Linked DNA regions of Homo sapiens: region 1 is linked to region 2. A link is a contact called in ENCODE Hi-C or POLR2A ChIA-PET data. All regions are on one chromosome and are shown on one strand. The core of a region is the stretch at or near the end of the contact, and the rest is flanking DNA. Distances in the headings are between cores, read along the strand shown.

Region 1 (7,422 bases), core at 3,076-5,575, 180 kb before region 2:
TCACTGCAACCTCTGTCTCCCAGGTTCAAGCAATTCTCCTGCCTCAGCCTCCTAAGCAGCTGGAATTACAGGCACCCACCACCATGTCCGGCTAATTTTTGTATTTTTAGTAGAGACGGGGTTCCACCATGTTATCTAGGCTGGTCTTGAACTCCTGATCTCAGGTGATCTGCCCGCCTCAGCCTCCCTAGGTGCTGAGATCACAGGCATGAGCCACCACACCTGGTCCCCAAATTCATTTTTTAAAAAAGGAAGTGTTTTACTCCAGGGCTGGAGTCAGCCAACCTTTATATGATGGGATACCAAGAGTCAGCCAAACTATATATGTTGGAATATCATGTAGTCAATGAAACATTATGAAGCTGTTTAACACTCAGCAGTTAAAAAAGATCTCCCAGATACTTCACTTTTAAAAAAAGTTGTGGATACATTGTAGGTGTATATATCAATGGAGTACATAGGATGTTTTGTTACAGTTTTGCAATGTGAAATAAGCACATCACAGAGAATGGGGTTCAGACACTTTTAAGTTAAAAAAAAAAGGTAAAGCAGTATGTATAATAGGCCTTTTTTTGTGTTACAAATATGTATATATATAGGCCAGACGTGGTGGCTCACGCCTGTAATCCCAGCACTTTGGGAGGCCAAGGTGGGCGGATCACCTGAGGCCAGGAGTTCGAGACCAGCCTGACCAATATGATGAAACCCCATCTTTACTAAAAAAATACAAAAATTAGCCGGCCATCTTAAAAAAAAAAAAAAAACCTACAAAAATTAGCCGGGCATGGCGGCGTGCACCTGTAATCCCAGCCACTCTGGAGGCTAAGGCAGGAAAATTGCTTAAACCCAGGAGGCAGATGTTGCAGTGAGCTGAGATCGCACCATTGCACTCCAGCCTGGGCAACAAGAGTGAAACTCCATCTCAAAAAAAGAGAAAGAAATACAAGTGTCAATACTGAATCACAATGTGAAATATGTTTGTTGCTGTTCTGCGATTCAGCCAAAGGCTTGAAGACACTGAGCTAGGAGGATGAATTTTTGGCCCCCACATTCTTTTTCATGACCTCAAACATATGGGCCAGGCTTGGTATATAGATCTGAGATCCCAATTCCTCTTAAGGGTAAAGTCAAGAGAGAAGTACTGCCAGTGGAAAGGCCATGGCTTCTGAGGTGGCCTTTTTGAGGAACTGACTTAACCCTTGCCTTTTTCTAGAGACAGATAAATGTGAGGTGTTGCCATTCTTCAGCAAATATTTTCCCAGCTTGGCTTAGGAGCTATTCTTACATTTTCTCTTTTTTTTTTTTTTTTTTTTGAGACGGAGTTTTGCTCTTGTTGTCCAGGCTGGAGTGCAATGACATGATCTCGGCTCACCACAACCTCTGCCTCCCGGGTTCAAGCGATTCTCCCGCCTCAGCCTCCCGAGTAACTGGGATTACAGGCGTCCACCACCACGCCTGGCTAATTTTGTATTTTTAGTAGAGACAGGGTTTCTCCATGTTGGTCAGGCTGGGCTCGAACTCCCGATCTCAGGTGATCCACCCGCCTCAGCCTCCCAAAGTGCTGGGATTACAGGAGTGAACCACCACTCCGGGCCCATTTTCTTTTTCTTTTTCTTTTTTTTTTTTTGAGACAGAGTCTTGCTCTGTCACCTAGGTTGGAGTGCAGTGTTACGAGATCTCAGCTCACCGTAACCTCCATCTCCCAGGTTAAGTGATTCTCATGCCTCAGCCTCCCGAGTAGCTGGGATTAAAGGCGTGTGCCAGCATACATGGCTAATTTTTGTTTCACCATGTTTGCCAGGCTGGTATGGAACTCCTGACCTCAGGTGATCTGCCTGCCTCAGCCTCCCAAAATGCTGGGATTACAAGCATGAGCCACTGTACCCAGACAATATTTTCTTTCCTTTCCTCCTCTCTTCCTCTTTCCTTTCTTTTTTCCTCCTTCCTTTTATTTTATTTTATTTTTTTTTTTTTTGAGACAGAGTCTCGCTCTGTCACCCAGGCTGGAGTACAATGGTGCAATCTTGGCTCACTACAACCTCCACCTCCTGGGCTCAAGCGATTCTCCTGCCTCAGCCTCCCGAGTAACTGGGATTACAGGCACATGCCACCACACCCAGCTAATTTTTGTATTTTTAGTAGAGACGGGGTTTCACCATGTTGCCCAGGCTGGTCTTGAACTCCTGACCTCAGGTGATCCACCCGCCTCGGCCTCCCAAAGTACTGGGATTACAGGCGTGAGCCACCGCACCCTGCCCTTATTTTTTATTTTATTAGAGACAAGGTCTCGCTCTGTCACCCACGCTGGAGTACAGTGGTACAGTCATAGCTCACCGCAGCTCAAACTATTCCACTGCTTCTCAGGCTCCTGAGTAGCTGAGACTACAGGCGCATACCACCACACCCAGCTAATTTTTAAAATTTTTTTGTAGAGACAAGGTCTCACTATGTTGCTCAGGCTGGTCTTGAACTCTTGGCCTCAAGTGATCCTTCCGCCTTGGCCTCCCAAACTGCTGCTTGCACTTTGATTACAGGCGTCAGCCACTGCGCCCAGCCTCTTCATTTATTTTTAACTTCTACAAAGGAAATGCGATGTAAGTCCCTCAGCCACCCACTTCCTCTTCCAGAGGAGCCACCATTGCCAATTTCTTAGGTATTATTTAAGAGATGCATTTACAAATAAACACACACACACACACACACGTATTTATATATATTCTTTTTTTTTTTTTTCTGAGATGGAGTCTCCCTCTGTCACGCAGGCTGGAGTGCAGTGGCGTGATCTCTGCTCACTGTAACCTCCACCTCCCGGGTTCAAGCAATTCTCCTGACTCAACCTCCCAAGTAGCTGGGATTACAGGCGTGCACCACCACGCCCAGCTAATTTTTTTAATTTTCAGTAGAGCCGGGGTTTCACCATGTTGGCCAGGCTGGTCTTGAACTCCTAACCTCAAGTGATCCGCCTGCCTTGGCCTCCCAAAGTGTTGGGATTACAGGCGTGAGCCACCGCATCTGGTCTATATATATATACATTTTTGTAACACAAAATAAGGCCTATTATACACACTGCTTTATCTCTTTTTTTTTTTTTAACTTAAAGTATCTGGACCCCATTCTCCATGATGTGCTTATTTCACATTGCATGCCTGTAACAAGACATCCTGTATACCCCATTGATATATACACCTACAATGTATCCACAACTTCTTTTAAAAGTAAAGTATCTGGGAGATCTTTTTTAACTGTTGAATGTTAAGCAGCTTCATAATGTTTCACTGGCTACATGGTATCCCATCATATAGAGTTTCGGGGGCATTTAAAGGTTGGCTGACTCCAGCCCTGGAATAAAACACTTCCTTTTTTAAAAAATGAATTCGGGGACCAGGTGCGGTGGCTCACACCTGTAATCCCAGAACTTAGGGAGGCCGAGGCGGGCGGATCACCTGAGGTCAAGAGTTCGAGACCAGCCTGGCCAACATGGTGGAACCCCGTATCTACTAAAAATATAAAAATTAGCCAGGCGTGGTGGCGGGTGCCTGTAATTCCAGCTGCTTAGGAGGCTGAGGCAGGAGAATTGCTTGAACCCAGGAGGCAGAGGTTGCAGTGAGCCAAGACCGTGCCATTGCACTCCAGCCTGGGCAACAAGAACAGTGAAACTCCGTCTCAAAAAAAAAAAAAAAAAAGTAAAGAAAAGAAATAGTGTTTTAAAGTGATGACAGTAAGCTTATTTGAGAGGACAAACCCTCTATCAATGATTTAGTACTTACAGAGTAGGAACATGGAAGGAGTAGCCATGTTGGGGCATGCAAACAGTATCTATGCCAGAGGTGAATGTATAAGGCAAGTTAAGATTCTAGCTTTAAAAAAAATAAAAATTTGCCAGGCGTGGTGGCTTACGCCTGTAATCCCAGCACTTTGTGAGGCCGAGGTGGGCGGATCACCTGAGGTCAGGAGTTCAAGACCAGCCTGACCAACATGGAGAAAACCCGTCTCTACTAAAAATACAAAATTAGCCAGGGTGGTGGTGCATGCCTGTAATCCCAGCTACTCGGGAGGCTGAGGCAGGAGAATCACTTGAACCTGGGAGGCAGAGGTTGCAGTGAGCCGAGATCGCGCCATTGCACACCAGCCTGGGCAAAAAGAGCAAAACTCCATCTCAAAAAAAAAAATATTTTAAACCTTCTGGCTATTATCAATCAACTACATTGCAAACCTGTTAAGGATGTTACTGTACATGTCAGTCATGATGTCTGCCCCACTTACCCACAGACCCTTCTAAAGACAGAGCAGAAGTCACCTTCTTTGGTACCATGTGACTGGCAACTTCTGCTCACACCACAGCTGATTGTGTCAGACATGGGCATCAGCCCCAGGGGCAGCCAATGCATGGGCAGGGCAAGTGATTTATGAGATAGCTGGACCCAGAATATCTGGCCCAACAGGAACCAGGTTGACCTGTGAGATTGCCACCTGGGATGCATTTAAATTAGAAACTCCAGAGTAAATCAACTTGTTAAGAAAAGGATTTGAAGCTGAAGGTATAAAAGATATATGAGACAGGAGGGAGTAGGGTGGGAAATGAAAGAACAGAAACTGAATATTCAGAGCTAGGGGGTAGAGAAAAGAAACTAAAAAAAGCGCAAAGGTGGTCAGTTTCCAGCAATACAGCAGATTAGATAGCCTGAAACACTCAACCCCACCCGCAAAAACATCTGGAAATTCTGAGTAAAAGATAACAAGTACTCTTTTAAATGAATCACAGGGTTCACAGGAAAGAAAGGGAAATCCCCCATGTCAAAAAACAAAAATGGAACTGAAACCCAACCGGTAGTGTGAACTGATAGATACTATGCCAGAGGAGGAGGTGTCACGGGTCTCAGAAAGCAAAGACCTCCTAATGCAATGCAAATACAAGGGCAGGAAATCAGGCCTTGGGGCTCATGTAATCCAAAATTACAATATAGAAATCATCCTCCTGGAGCTAGGAGTCAACCCAGCAAGCAAAGGCGTACTTTCAGATAATAGCATGTTTGCACAAAAACCATCGAAAGATGAGCTAATAATTATTAAAGACACAAAAGAAGGTACCAAAATATGCAAACAGAATAATATCATAAAAAACAAAAAAAAACAAAAAACAAGCAGGTTTGATAAAGAACCTGGCTCAGGCCTGTAATCCCAGCACTTTGGGAGGCCGAGGTGGGCAGATCACGAGGTCAGGAGATCAAGACCATCCTGGTTAACACGGTGAAACCCCCGTCTCCACTAAAAATACAAAAAAATTAGCTGGGCATGGTAGCAGGCACCTGTAGTTCCAGCTACTCGGGAGGCTGAGGCAGGAGAATGGCGTGAACCCCAGAAGCGGAGCTTGCAGTGAGCCGAGATCGCGCCACGGCACTCCAGCCAAGGGACAGAGCGAGACTCCATCTCAAAATAAATGAATAAATACATAAATAAAATAAAAACTAATTTCTGGCCGGGCACGGTGGCTCACGCCTGTAATCCTAGCACTTTGGGAGGCCGAGGCAGGTGGATTGCCTGAGCTCAGGAGTTCGAGACCAGCCTGGGCAACAACGGTGAAACCCCGTCTCTACTAAAATACAAAAAATTAGCCAGGCGTGGCAGCATGCGCCTGTAGTCCCAGCTACTCAGGAGGCTGAGGCAGGAGAATTGCTTGAACCCGGGAAGCAGAGGTTACAGTGAGCCGAGATCACACCACTGCACTCCAGCCTGGGCAACAGAGTGAGACTCCGTCTCTAAAAAAAAAAAACTAATTTCTTTCTCTTTTTTTCTTATTTATTATTACTTTTTTTTTTCTAGAGACATGGTCTTACTCTGTAGCCTAGTCTGGAGTGCAGTGGTGCAATCATAGTTCACTGCAACCTCAAATTCTTGGGTTCAAGGGACCCTCCAGCCTCAGCCTCTTGAGTAGCTGGGACTATAGGCATGTGTCACCATGCCTGGCTCAGGACTCATTTATTGAATGACACTGTATACCAGACCTGTCCCAAGCACATGCCAATGCAGTTCCTATTATGAAAGCTTACAGTCCAGACTTGACAAATTCCCAAATGACTACCCTGGAAAATTTCAACCCCCATACTGGGCCTCAGTTTCTACGTTTGTGAAATGAGCAATTTAAACTCAATGTTTCCCCTAGTGTAGATGAGATTATTTTTGGTAAAATATTCGGGCACCATTAAAAAGCACTGTGGAAAGGAATCTCTCTTTCATTTTTTTTTTAAGTAGAGATGGGGGGGTCTCACGATGTTGCCCAGGCTGGTCTCAAACTCCTGGCCTCAAGTGATCCTCCCATCCCAGCCTCCCAAAGTGCTGGGATTAGAGCCGTGAGCTACCACACCCAGCCAGTCACCCCTTTTCCTTTCTTTCTTTTCTCTTCTTTCTTTCTTTCTTTTTCTTTCTGTCTTTCTCTCTCTCTCTCTCTCTCTTTCTTTCTTTCTTCTTTCTTTTTTTTTCGAGATGGAGTTTGGCTCCCATTGCCCAGGCTGGAGTGCAATGGTGCAATCTTGGCTCACTGCAACCTCTGCCTCCTGGGTTCAAGCGACACTCCTGCCTCAGCCTCCCGAGTAGCTGGGATTACAGGCACCACCACCACCCCTGGCTAATTTTTTTGTATTTTTAGTAGAGATGGGGTTTCACCATGTTGGCCAGGCTGGTCTCGAACTCCTGACCTCAGGTGATCCACCCATCTCAGCCTCCCAAAGTGCTGGGATTACAGGCTTGAGCCACCACGCCCGGCCTCAGTCACCCCTTTTTCAATCCTCTTCTAATTCTACCTCTAGTAGGAAGTCTCAGTGTGGTACAATCTCCTTTTCTGTTTTTGATTTTTTTGAGTCAGGGTCTTACTCTCTTGCCCAGGCTGGAGTGCAGTGGCACAATCGTGGCTCACTGCAGCCTCGACCTCCTAGGTTCAAGTGATCTTCCCACCTCAGCCTCCCAAGTAGCTGAGACCCCAGGCAGGTGCCATTATGCCCTGCTAATTTTTTTTTTTTTTTTGTAGAGACAAGGGTCTCCCTATGTTGCCCAGGCTCATCTCAAACTCCTGACCTCAAAATATTCTCCCACCTCAGCCTCCCAAAGTGCTGGGATTACAGGCATGAGCCACCACCCCCAGCCCAATCTCCTTTATGACAAAGGACAAGCAGATCTGGACCCTAAAGCCTGTACAGGCAACAGTCTCTAGCCAGCATGTAATCACATTGTGTTGTTTCACTGTCTTTATTTTTACTTCTAGCTCCCATTTATGGCAAGAGGTATAGGTTTTCTGCTTATGTATTGACATAAGGTTTCCTTTTGAAATAATATTTATATAGCTAAAAATAAGTGAACCGATGCAAGAAAAATGTTAAGTAAATAATATAGATGGTACAGATATAAAAATGCTAAATAATATAGACGATA
Region 2 (6,762 bases), core at 3,619-6,118:
GTTTAGGTTCTTTGGTAAGAGGCATTGCCAGGGGCAGGCTTAGGTAATTGGTCACAGTTCCTTTTCGTGGAAGCACAGAGGATTCTTTCCAGAGCCCACCCTCCCTTGGCAGCTAGCACCAGTCAGCTAGATAGGAAAAATCCGTTCACCGTTTGGATCTTTTCTAAGGGACATTCTAGCTTTAGAATTCTCTGGGGCAGGCTAGATACTCTTCAGATTACAAAAATGGAGAGGCACTTTAGTGGACTTACTGGTGGATTGTATCTATCCCCCTGGACTATGAGGTCGGATCTCATAGCACTGAAGGAAACAGTGTCCCGTTGGTTCTGATGCCACTTGTTCTTCAGCAGTGATTCCTAGGGATGCATTCATCCACTTTGTGCATTATTGAGTAGAGGAGTGGGCCCTGGGGATGGAAAGTTGAATTAAACGAGATTGTTGCTTTCATGGAAGGAGACCTAGCAACGGTTAAATACCCAGGCCTGTGAGAGGTGTGTGTTTCTGAGCATGAATCTATTTTCACTCTCAAAATTACATAGTGAAATGCCAGCCCTGCTTTTGCTCCGTGGCTGTGGGCAAGTTAACCTCTTTTGTGCCTAGTTTTCTCATCTACTGAAATGGGGATAATGATACTACCACAAATTTCACAGGGTTGTGAACATTGAGCTAAATGCCATAAATAGTGATATTAAAAATGAAACATAAAGTCAGTTTCTCTGCTAAGTAGAATAATCATACAATCTTTATATGAAATAAACAATTCCTGTAAAAATGCTCATGTCTGGCCAGGCGCGGTGGCTCATGCCTGTAATCCCAGCGTTTTGGGAGGCCGAGGCAAACGGATCGCCTGAGGTCAGGAGTTCGAGACCAGCCTGGCCAATGTGGCAAAAACCCTGGCCCTACTAAAAATACAAAAAATTAGCCGGGCGTGGTGGCACATGCCTGTAATCCCAGCTACTCGGGAGGCTGAGGCACGAGAATTGCTTGAACCTGGGAGGCGGAGGTTGCAGTGAGCTGAGATCATATAATTGCACTCCAGCCTGGGCGACAGAGCAAGACTCTGTCTCCAAAAAAAAAAAAAAAACCTCACGTCCAAGATGGTAGCCACAGGTCACATGTGGTTCTTCAGTACTTGAAAATGGCAAGTGACTGAGGAACTGAGTTTTTCAATTTTTTTTTTTTTTTTGAGACAGAGTCTGACTCTGTCACCCAGGCTGGGGTGCATTGGTGTGATCTCGGCTCATTGCAACCTCCACCTCTCAGGTTCAAGGGATTCTTCTGCCTCAGCCTCCCGAGTAGCTGGGATTACAGGCGCCCGCCGCTGTGCCCAGTTAATTTTTTTATTTTTAGTAGAGATGGGATTTCTCCATTTTGGCCAGGCTGGTCTCGAACTCCTGACCTTGTGATCCACCTGTCTCAGCCTCCCAAAGTGATGGGATTACAGGCGTGAGCCACCGCGCCTGGCCTTATTTATTTGAGATGGAGTTTCACTCTTGTTGCTGAGGTTGGAGTGCAATGGCGCAATCTTGGCTCTCTGCAACCTTTGCCTCCCAGGTTCAAGAGATTCTTGTGTCTCAGCCTCCACGTAGCTGGAATTACAGGCGCCTGCCACCACGCCCTGCTAAGTTTTGTATTTTTAGTACAGATGGGGTTTCACCATGCTGGCCAGGCTGGTCTTGAACTCCTGACCTCTGGCGTGAGCCACTGTGCCCAGCCTACCCTCTTTTTAAGAGATGGGGTCTTGCTATATTGCTCAAGCTGGACACTCAAGTTATCCTTCTGCCTCAGCCTCCTGAGTACCTGGGCTTTCCGGTGTCCCTTTATTTATTTATTTATTTATTTTTTGAGACGGAGTTTCTCTCTCATTGCCCAGGCTGGAGTGCAGTGGTGTAGTCTCAGCTCACTGCAACCTCTGCCTCCTGGGTTCAAGCGATTCTCCTGCTTCAGCCTCCTGAGTAGCTGGGATTACAGGCATGCACCACCACACCCGGCTAATTTTTTTTTTTTGTAGTTTTGGTAGAGACGGAGTTTCGCCATGTTGGCCAGGCTGGTCTCAAACTCCTCACCTCAGGTAATCCACCCACCTCGGCCTCCCAAAGTGCTGGTATTACAGGCATGAGCCACCGTGCCTGGCCAAGTTCCGGGGTCCCTTTTTTTATAAGGGCACTAATCCCATTCATGAGGGCAGGGCCCTGATCACCTCTCAGGGCCCCACTTCTCTAATGCCATCACCTTGGGGTTAGAACATCAACATAGAAATTTGGGAGGTACACAAGCATTCAGACCATAGCACTCAGCAAAATCTAGCAACCAGCTGGAGCTGAGTCAAGCCTGCCCCTTTAGACACAGGCCTGTGCTTGCTTGTTTGCCACACTGCCCACCATTCCCTGTTGTCTCATACTCAGCCTGCTCTGCTCATTTCATCCACCTCTGAATTTCTTTCCATGTCCATGTTCTTTTGACTTTGGCATATGTGAAGATTCTCCACTGTCGTCTTCTTTTTCTTCACTTTAGTTTCTCTTCTTTGTTCCATTGTTCCAGAAAGAAAGCTATTCTCACCTCATAAAGAGCAAATAGGCTGGGCTCAGGACTGTAATCCCAGCTACTTGGGAGGTTGAGGCAAGAGACTCTCTTGAACCCGGGAGGCAGCGGTTGCAGTGAGCTGAGATCGTGTCACCACACTGCAGCCTGAGCGACAGAGTGAGACTCTGTCTCAAAAAAAAAAAAAAAGGCAAATAATCCATATATTTCCATTTTTGGTAGAGATGTTTTATTACCATGTGAAAATATGGGATGAGTTTTAAGTTTGGTCCCTATTCCACCCATTTATCATATATTAGGAATTCATTTTAGGGAAGTTTATTTTTATTTGTATTTTTATTTTTTGAGACAGGGTCTCACTCTGCTGCCCAGGCTGGAGTGCAGTGACATGATCACAGCTTACTGCAACCTCAACCTCCCCGGCTCTGCAGGCTCGACCTCCCCGGCTCAAGCAATTCTCTTCCCTCAGCCTCCCAAGTAGCTGGGACTATCGGCACATGTCAGCACACCCGGCTAGTTTTTTTTATTTTGTTATAGAGATGGGGGTCTCACTTTCTTTCTTGCCCTGGTTGGTCTCGAACTCCTGGGCTGAAGTGATTCTCCTGCTTCAACCTCCCAAAGTGTTGGGATTACAGGCATGAACCACTGCGCCGAGCCAAAAGTTTAAAGAGCTTTAAAACACATTTTATTTTCAGGGTTTAAAAGCATCCTAAGGTTTACCATGCATTTTTAAAAGACCTTTGGTCCAGTGTTTTCACCCCTTAGGAAGGTTTGAGAATGCCTGGGAAGATGCTCTCGGCGTTTTGTGGAGGAGGGTCAGGTTGCTAAATGGATGTCCTGTAGTATATGGGGCAAGAAATGCCTTGCCCCAAATGACGTCAGGGTCTTTACAGATAAATACCACTCTGCTCTTTAGTTCTGACACATTTGAGTTCAAACATCCTGTTGGGAGGTGTTTTGGTTTTTTTCCCTTGCATTAAAGGATTGAGAAATAACGTGCCAGCAGATTTGTACAGAATGGCCTTAGGTGCATCTTTGATCAAATATAGCAAAGAAATGATGGGGCCCCTCTTCACCTTCTCTGAGGACAGGGTGTCTGCATATCATGAATGAGTGGCTAGTACTTATTTTCTTGGGCCCACATGTTGCCCTAAAAACTGGGACACTTGAAGTCTTTTTTTGCTTGCTTTTTTTTTTTTTTGAAAGAAACAAGGCTTTGCAGGCCCAGGCCTGGTGGCTCATGCCTGTAATCCTAGCACTTTGGGAGGCTAAGGTGGGCAGATCACCTGAGGCCAGGAGTTCGAGACCAACCTGGGCAACATGGTGAAACCTCATCTCTACTAAAAATAGAAAAATTAGCCAGGCATGGTGGTGCGCACCTGTAATCCCAGCTGCTCGGGAGGCTGAGACATGAGAATCGCTTCAACCTCGGAGGTTGTAGTGAACCAATATCGCACCACTGCACTCCAGCCTGGGTGACAGAGCGAGACTCTGTCTCAGAAAAAAGAAAAAAAAAAAAGAGGCAGGGCTTTGCTCTGTTGTCCAGGCTGGAGTACAGTGGTGTCATTGTGGCTTACTACAGCCTTGACCTCCTGGGCTCAAGTGATCCTCCCACCTCAGCCTCCCAAGTAGCTGGGTCTACAGCTGTTCCCCAACATGCCTGGCTAATTTTTTTTTTTTAACTTTTTGTAGAGATAGGGTCTTGCTGCCCAGGCTGGTCGCGGACTCCTGGGCTCAAGCTGTTCTCCCACCTCATTCTCCCAAATTGGTGGGATTAGAGGTGTGAACCACTGCACTAGGCCCACAGAAGTCTTTTGTTGGGCTGAGACAGTGTATTAACAGTTGAGATAGTTCAGGGGAGTGCAGGGATTGCCAGTTTCTCCCCAAGGTCAGGCAACACTAGGAGTTTGTGTCTGCCCAACTCCTTGGATCACTGGAGCTGAGTGGGGGCTGCCTCTGTAAGATGGGTCTGAGCTCTGCCCAGCCCTGCTGTCTCCCCCACTGCGAGGTTGAATGCCAGTGCATCCTCACACTCCAGGGCTAGGTGGTTCTTTCTTACATACTTCACAGTATTCATGCTTTTACCAGATGTAGGAGAATGATAGCTGAAGCTATGGTTTTTTTCACTCAGGTATGGTCCCTGTGTGGCCTCTGTAGGAACTGGAGTCTATGGTCCTCATCGTCCACACATGGACCTTGTGTTTACACACAGCCAGAGCACCCATACTCTGGTTTATGTAGACCAGGTGTCTGCAACTACAGCCTGTGGGCTAGATGCTGCCTGAAGCCTGTGTTTATAGAGTTTTATTGGCACACAGCTACAGTCATTCATTTATGTACTGTCTGTGTGTGCTTTTGCCCTACAGTGGCCAAATTGAGTATTTGCGATAGAGGCCTTATGGCCTGCAAAGCCTCAAGTATTTACTATCCTTATAGAAGCCTTTATAGGAAAAGTTTGCCGGTTCCTGGTATCATTGAAGGTATTCCAGAAGCAAATAGACAGGGCCTTTTCTACTTTCTTGTTAGCCAGCCTATGGAAGCAGGGAAATAAGAACATTTTCTCTTCTGCAGTATCCCTTAATAACCTGCAAATATTCCATGATAACACAGGTTGCAACCTGTTTCCCTAGTTATCAAACTGGTAACACACATTATACATGTAGGGGAGAAAAATCATATCTCAGAAATGATTTGCTTTCCCTTTTTAAAATGTTCCATATTTGTTATCAGATTATTTTTATGGAACAGGAAACACTTACAAGCAGCAGATAAGGAAAATATCTGATTGATAAGGAGATTAACCAGGCATCTAGCTCTCAGCAACTGCTGCTGTTTCAGGAAAGGAGAAAATCTTCTGAAAAGAGTACAGAGCAGCCAGGCAGTCCTCGGGATCCTCCTAGGGGCAGCCAGCCCCAGCCAGGAGGTGGTGGGGTTGGGAGGGGAGCACCAGGAGAAACTTAATTTTGGAGGATCAGTACCTCGGCTACTATCAGACAGAGAGGATTTGAGTTGCTGGTTAGGGAGATGTACAGTCATATTTGATTCTTCCAGCTTCTTTTTTTTTTTTGAGACAGAGTCTTGCTCTGTTACACAGGCTGGAGTGCAGTGGTGTGATCTTGGCTCACCGCAACCTCCACCTCCCGGGTTCAAGCACTTCTTCCTGCCTCAACCTCCTGAGTAGCTGGACAGGCGCCCACCTATAGTTTTAGTAGAGACGGGGTTTCGCCATGTTGGCCAGGCTGGTCTTGAACTCCTGACCTGAGGTGATCCACCTGCCTTGGCCTCCCAAAGTGCTGGGATTACAGGCGTGAGCCACTGTGCCCAGCTGATTCTTCTAGCTTCTTAACAACTCTTCCTATTGTATTATTAACTTACTGAAAAGAAGTCAGATACTGAAAATACGGCTGACTGTTATCTTTCAAAAACCACAGTAGCATCCTAGAAGACCTCACTCGGGGTAGAAATAGTTCTGAAAAAAAAGAAAAAGAAGGGAAATAGTTCTGCTTGCTTGGTATGTATAGCTTATCTTTCAACAGGAGTTCCCCGCCCTCTCTTCCCCTTCCTGCTGCTCCTCACCCATCTCCTCTTTAGCACCCCCATACCCCTACAATAAATTCGAAGCAACCATTTTCCTAGGCAGAGAGCAGACCCTCTACATTAGTGGTTCTCAGCTAGGGACAGTTTTGACCTCCAAGGGACGTTGGGCAAAGTCTGGAGACGTTTTTGGTTGTCCTAATTACGTGTGTGAGGGTGTTAGAGTATTACTGGAATCTAGCCAGGTATGCTTCTACCTGCCCTGCAATGCACAGGACGTCTCCCACAACAAATACTTTTCTGGCCCCCAGTGTCACCAGTACCAAGATTGAGAGCCTGTGCCCTGGATGCTGTCCCCTTCTGTCAGGTTTTTAGTAGTCATCTTATTTTTCAGATGTTTTTTCCCCTCTAGCTTTGTGCACTAATCTGAACTTAGTTTGCATTGCAGATAATGTTCTCTGAGGGGGTCTCTAAGTCAACACACACTCTCCTGGATTCAACGTTGTCTTATGAGGGCTATAGGGAAGAGAGAGTGTGCTGGGAGACCCAGGTTTGAGTCTTTGCTCTGGGCTCCAAGGTCAGATAAATATCTTTAACCAAGTAACCAAGTTTTTCTACACATCAAGTAAGACTAGTATGGGTTGAGTATTCCTTATTCATCTTGGGACCAGAAGTGTTTTTTTTTAT

What was found. A loop is a pair of places that touch in the nucleus more often than their neighbours do. ChIA-PET counts read pairs that join two places held with the same protein, here RNA polymerase II (POLR2A). Pooled maps may share reads with other maps.
Region 1: POLR2A ChIA-PET joins it to region 2 with 11 read pairs in activated T-cell. The contact joins two enhancer-like sites. A Hi-C loop is called at or near these places in 7 of 50 pooled maps. POLR2A ChIA-PET finds 5 or more read pairs at or near these places in 8 of 52 experiments (BJ, H1, HCT116 and 5 more).

What each region holds. Positions count from the first base shown.
Region 1 is chr20:47,484,699-47,492,120 of GRCh38, reverse strand. No RefSeq gene overlaps it. Among named protein-coding and RNA genes, the nearest start is that of NCOA3, 13 kb to the left of the region's middle. RefSeq lists silencers at 4,147-4,206, 4,227-4,276 and enhancers at 4,487-4,536, 4,567-4,896, 5,497-5,566. Within about 2 kb of position 4,325, at least 9 of the 41 ENCODE cell types and tissues checked have a DNase peak (open chromatin) inside an H3K27ac peak, as active enhancers do.
Region 2 is chr20:47,302,542-47,309,303 of GRCh38, reverse strand. The region is part of intron 3 of ZMYND8 (zinc finger MYND-type containing 8); the gene reads left to right. Among named protein-coding and RNA genes, the nearest start is that of ZMYND8, 51 kb to the left of the region's middle. Within about 2 kb of position 4,868, at least 5 of the 41 ENCODE cell types and tissues checked have a DNase peak (open chromatin) inside an H3K27ac peak, as active enhancers do.